Regions from separate parts of the Homo sapiens genome. Here region 1 is linked to region 2. The links are chromatin contacts, found by Hi-C in ENCODE. All regions are on one chromosome and are shown on one strand. Each heading gives the region's core, a stretch centred on a gene start or an enhancer-like site at or near the end of the contact. The rest is flanking DNA. Distances are from core to core; before and after follow the strand shown. Region 1 holds the start of DCBLD2 (discoidin, CUB and LCCL domain containing 2). Region 2 holds the start of ARL13B (ARF like GTPase 13B).

The links. A loop is a pair of places that touch in the nucleus more often than their neighbours do. Pooled maps may share reads with other maps.
Region 1: a map of naive thymus-derived CD4-positive, alpha-beta T cell shows a loop between it and region 2 (20-fold over the local background). The contact joins the promoter of DCBLD2 here to the promoter of ARL13B in region 2. A Hi-C loop is called at or near these places in 1 of 168 maps with a recorded cell type or tissue (naive thymus-derived CD4-positive, alpha-beta T cell) and 10 of 50 pooled maps.

Annotation. Positions count from the first base shown.
Region 1 is chr3:98,900,308-98,903,237 of GRCh38, forward strand. It overlaps DCBLD2 (discoidin, CUB and LCCL domain containing 2), which reads right to left and starts at 1,388. Exons shown (of 16, transcript NM_080927.4): 1 at 815-1,388. The coding sequence starts at 1,019. LOC105374002 (a long non-coding RNA gene) reads left to right here and starts at 1,707. Exons shown (of 2, transcript NR_189121.1): 1 at 1,707-2,210. RefSeq lists enhancers at 287-1,003, 1,004-1,719 and silencers at 827-1,516, 1,657-1,706.
Region 2 is chr3:93,978,794-93,981,674 of GRCh38, forward strand. It overlaps ARL13B (ARF like GTPase 13B), which reads left to right and starts at 1,362. Exons shown (of 10, transcript NM_001174150.2): 1 at 1,362-1,689. The coding sequence starts at 1,631. RefSeq lists enhancers at 970-1,129, 1,400-1,529.

The DNA.
Region 1 (2,930 bases), core at 138-2,637, 4.9 Mb after region 2:
TATCTTTTCAAAAACTGATGCCAAACTGATTCAAAAAGTGTGGTACACTACGGGAAAACAGTACTAAAGGGGAAAAGAAATCACCCTGCATTCTCCTTCCATTATGATAAGTATTTAATAAACAGTTTTGCCTGTTTCTGGAACAGGTTTTTCAAGGATTGTAGGTGGAAAAAAAAAAAAGTTTTGTCACTTTCTGGAAAGGCTTACCTTTTTAATGTGGAGAGCTTCACTTGGGCAAATTAGCATAGCGTTGGGTCAGACCCAGTGTTTGACCAAGGCAGTCTAGACCACCAGCCTCAATGATGGATTGTAAAGAACATGTTCTGAATCCAAGACTCAGAGATAAGCAGAAACTATTCCATTCGCTTCAGAACCCGGGCTCTTTCACAAAGGATCATAATTACCACCACTTACCTTTAATAGGCTTAAGATGCTATTTAATTAACCTGCCTTCCTACAGTGTCCATCCATCCGTGCAGCTTAACTTTAGGGGTCATTACCTCCAAAGGTTCTTTTTCCTCCCCAAAATTTTCCCCAGAAGGACCTAATATCAACGAGGCTTTCATAGCAGGGTCTCACGTCCCCCTTTCAGAAAAATAAATGGCCTTGCCAAAAAGTAAAGCCGCGCCAACTTGGGGGACAGACGGGCAAGACCTTGCCTTTGCAACTCAACCCCGTGAGTACCCAGCCAGGTCCGGCCACGCACGAAAGCGCACCGCGCCTCCCTGCAGCGTCTGCAGATTTGTTCAGGGGCCAAGAGACCCGCAGCCCCGACGGAGGTTCCCCCGCCGCTCACTCCCCTGGGACCACTCACCTTGCTGGGCTCCAGCGTCCTCGAGCAGCAGGAGCAGGACAAGTAAGAGCAGGAGGAACAGAGGCATGGAGAAGGAGGAGGAGTTGGAGCAGGGAGGGAGGGAGCGGGAGAGGGGGAGCGCGGCCCAGGCGGGGGCGGCGGCCGCGGCCCGGACTTGGGGACACTGCGGGCAGCGCCTGGCTCTCACCACCGCCCGGCTCGCCATCGCGGCGGCCGGCAGTCTGCCTGCATAGTGCGGGTGCCTCGGCAGCCCCGCGCGCCTCTGGCCGCGGCACCCGACCAGGAGACGGCGGCAGCGGCGGGAGAACAAGAGGCAGCCCTCGCCTCACCCCGCGCCGGGACCCTTCCGCCCCTCACCCCGCTTTCACCTACTCCTCCTTCGTCCCTTCCCTCCGCTCCCCGCGCCGAGACCCCAGGCCGGAGCGCAGGGGAGGGGAGGGAAGGAAGCGGAGTCCTCGAGCCGCGGAGGACGGCCGCGGCGGAGCTAAGGAACGTGCCTCCCGCGCCGCGCTCCTCACCAGGGTCGCCGCTCGCCGCGCTCACCCGCGGCTCCGGCTAGCTGGCAGGCAGGCCCGCAGCCAGCTCCCTCGCGCTCCCTCTCGCGCGCGCCGGCCACGCCCCCTAGGCACCGCGGCCAATCCTCGGCCAGCTCTGGTCCGTCTCCTTCCGCGAAACCCAATCAGCATGCTCGCTCCTCGCTCGACCCGCTAGTTCTCCGGCCCATTCCTCGAGCTCCACCGCCCCTTACCTCCCTCTTCCAATCCCCTTCGGCCTTTGGAGGCGTCCCACCCGCCTCCTCCAATCCAGGTCCCGCCCTCCAGCTTCGGATCCCCGCGGCCCCCGCCCGGCCCGGGCGCCTGTTATTGTTGGGCCCTCAGCCCAAACTGATCCCGCAGAGGCGGCAGCCAGCTCGTCAGTGACTTCCGGGACGTCCCCCATCCCGCGCTCCCTGCTCCTCAGGCCCAGCTTGCTCCTTGCTCCTTTCTCCTCGCTCCTCCGACGCACATCAGACCACTGGAAGGGGGTGGGAAACCTGGATCCTGGGTTGTTTTAGCTGGGAGCTGAGTCTAAGGGACTTTTTTTTTTTTTTTAATGGCAGAGCGTGGCTTGTTTTGTTAAAACTGCCGCCAGTTGTTGCAACAGCTCCGAGTTAGAATAATAGATGCAGTGTTCAGTTTTTAATATATGTGTTCCCTGTTTTCTCTGCTCTTTTTATGGCGGGGGGTGGGGGACAAAAAAGTGTAAAACAAGATCCGTGCCGCAAAGGCAATTTAAACCTAACATCCCAACCTTCATGCAGCCATTCTACAAGGAGTTGTTGAGCACCTGCTGTCTATCTACAGAAATCTTGAAATGTGGAACAGAGATGGAAATATAGCATGCAAGTCAGAATGAAGTAAGTGCTAATTAGAGTCACAAGCAGTTTGATGGAGACTGTAAGCCTATGGAACGACAAAAAGAATTTTAGGAAAGAGGAATGCAGAGGTCTACGCAGTGATTTATTTTAGAAGAGAGTGGCCATGTAGGATGTTTTTAACAGCAGTCCCTGAAAGGACAATGGTGTCATTAGCAAATACAAAAAACTGCTAAGGTGGAACAAGTTGTGTGGGAAAGTAAGTTAATTTTGGACGTATTGAATTTGAGATGCCAACTTAGATAATAAGTGAAGCTATGTAACAGGCAGATGGATATTTTAGTCGAAAGCTCAGATTGAGAGCTTTGAAATTATGGCTCTGGGAGTCATACATAGCCATACATGTATACATATACATATGTATACATAGTCATACATAGATGTGATATTCAAAAACATGGAAGGGACTGATATCCTTCAATGAAAGTCTAAGTTGGAAAGGACTTTGGAGGTCGTATGTTTCAACTCCCCTGCATATTTCTTATACAATAATCTCTTTAACCAAATTTATTCAATTAACATTTATTAAATGCCTAAGAAACCCTATTATGCTCTAAGCCATTGTGGGCATTGGGCATAAAAAGTTTACTGAGAAGAACTTACATTCTGGAGGAGGAGGTGACATGTAAACAAACCTATTGTTATTAGTGCCCTGTTAGAGGTGTGGACTGGTGCCACAATACCACAGTGAACGGAGTTCAA
Region 2 (2,881 bases), core at 112-2,611:
ATTCTCAGTGCCTTCTATCCTTTCATCAGGATTTGAAAATATTTATTTAAGTAGAAAATGAATGGACACACAGATCCCTACATATTGTGCATAATTTTTTCCCTACAGGAATGTCCTTGTCATTTCTTTTTCTCCAAAGTATATAAAAGAAATGCAAATATTACATACCTCTTTAAAAAATAAACTATTACAAAACAGTCAAGAGATAACAATCTTCATCTTGCAGATACCAAATAGCCAGCAATTTATGTACCTAAAAATCCTGAAACAAACATACATCAAAATGGTTATTTATTTATTTTTGAGACGGAGTCTTGCTCTGTTGCCCAGACTGGAGTGCAGTGGCGCGATCTCGGCTCACTGCAACCTCCGCCTCCCGGGTTCAAGCAATTCCCCTGCCTCAGTCTCCAGCGTAGCTGGGACTACAGGCGCGTGCCACCACACCCGTTTTTGTTTTTTTTTGTTTTTTTTTTTTTGTATTTTTACTAGAGACGGGGTTTCACCATGTTAGCCAGGATGGTCTAGATCACCTGGCCTCGTGATCCGCCCGCCTCGGCCTCACAAAGTGCTGGGATTACAGGCGTGAGCCACCGCGCCCGGCCCCAAATGGTTATCTTTGAGAGCTCCTGTGAGATCTCATTTTCTTCATCTTGTTTCTTTTTAGTATTTTTCACATTTTCTACAAGAAATGCATTTTTCTTTTGTAATCACAATCCCCCCTACAACAAATATCATACAATTCCGTTTCACATATGTAACAGTAATAAACGTTTTAGAGATTAAGGCTTCACTCTCATCTGAACTACTGAGAAAATTTAGCAAGCGAATTTCCCCCTTGTCTTTAACTTACAAGAATTGCCCCAGTGTATTGTTCCTGTAGTCATGCTGCCTAAGTCGGCCAGAATTCTAGAGGGTCCCCATCCCTGAGCAAAAAACAAACAAACAAAAAACAAGAAAAAAGAAAGAAAGAAAAAGAAAAACCCATGCACAAGACCTGAGATCTCTGAATCTCAGTTGGGGACACTGGAGAAAGGAAAGGAACAGCACCGTGGATTGGCAACACATTTTATGTAGGTATAAAGATAGGCCTTGCTGGAGATTTGTCCCGGATCCTCCAGCTTATCTCCGGACGCTCCGGTTGCCTAGTTACGAGAACGAGCTACCTCGAGCTCCGCCTCCTTCTTATAGAGTACTCCCCTTTCTCTTTTCCTAGTCTCGCGCAGGGGCGGGTAGCCAGGACTCTTCAGCCACTCAGAGGCCTCTACCTCAGGACCTCAACCGATGATTGGGCGAGCGCAGTACGGGCGTTGCCTGGGGAACGCCTTCCGCGCCTCGAAGTAACGTCAGCACGTCGACGCGGGGCTTTTCTTTAGCCGGGTCCCGCTAACTCGGCTACGGTGTATCTGCGTCTTTGGTCAGGTTGTTCCTTGGCTAAGAGGGCAGTCGTCGCGGACCCACGCGGTTAGCAAGGCTTAGTGCTCGGGCCGGCCGCCTTCACTTCCCTCCCGGCTTTTCCTCCCGACTTATCCACTTTAGGGGCGTCTCGGAGTGCCGGAGGCCCCCGGGGAAGAGCGGGGTGCCGGTGTCCGCTCCGGGCTCGGATGGGAAGTGGTGGGAGGAGCGACCCGGGATGTTCAGTCTGATGGCCAGTTGCTGCGGCTGGTTCAAGCGGTGGCGGGAGCCTGTCAGGTAGGCTGGAGCCAGCTGTCCTGGCCGTCCTAGGGGTTGGAGATGGCTGCGCCCCAGGGGCGAGGCGCCGCCTTTTCCCCGCGCCTGGACGAGTCTATCCCAGGCCGCAAGGGATGCTTTCATTCCCAGGGTGTCCCGGGAGGGAGAGATTGGAGGATGTAGCCTTGTTGTCTGGTCGACTTTCTGTTGCGATTGACAATGCTTACCGTTGTTATATTTTAAATAGGTTTGAATTTGTTAAAAAGTGTGTGTGTGTGTGTGTGTGTGTGTGTGTGTGTGGAATTGAAAACTATCCATTGTGTGTTTTTCCTCTGAAGCTTTTGTAATGGAAATTCTTTTAAAAAGAGGGGGACATGGAATATAGTTTTCATAATATCCGCACATTCCATTCCAAGTCACACCTCCACACAGTTGTATTTGAGGACGTGGGCTTGAAATCTGGCTCCACTACTTAATAATTACATGACTCAACCATTTTGGCCCCACCTTTCTTAAATATTAAATGAGAGTGATAATACTCTGCTTTAGAAATATTGTATTCAATGAGAACAAGTGATAGTGTTTTCTTAACTGTAATGTAGCTTCCAATTTTTATACGGTCTCTAGTAAAACCTTTTAATTGAAAGGGTCCACTTTTTAACATTTCATTTTGAAATGCTGGAAGTATTAATAATTAGTACCTGTTACTTGATATTCATTCATTCAAAAAATATTTATTAAGACAATACCTTGTGCCAGGCACTGTCTTAGGAAATAATCAGTGAAATTGATGCTTTTGAAACTGAGGCCTAACCTATAAAGAGATCTTGTGTTTGTTACACAAATAATGTTGACTTCACATAGTTCTAGTCTGGAATTGGGCCAAGGGTAAGATAAAGCAAAGTTGTTTTTTTTTTTAAATTGTTAACATTTTAAGTATATTTGCCATGAGAATGAACTATCCTTTAAAGAATGAATCTGAAAAGCTACACTTACACATTATAACAGAAAATACATGTCTAGATTGGAAAAAAAGTAACTTTAAATGAAACTAGAGATTCTTCCCCATTATTAGCTCCTAACTGAATTTGAATGTTTTAAATATAAGTAGTAAGATCAACTCTGTAAGTCAAAGATGGGCTGGGTGTGGTGGCTCACGCCTGTAATCCCAGCACTTTGGGAGGCCGAAGCTGGCCGATCTTTGGAGCCCTGG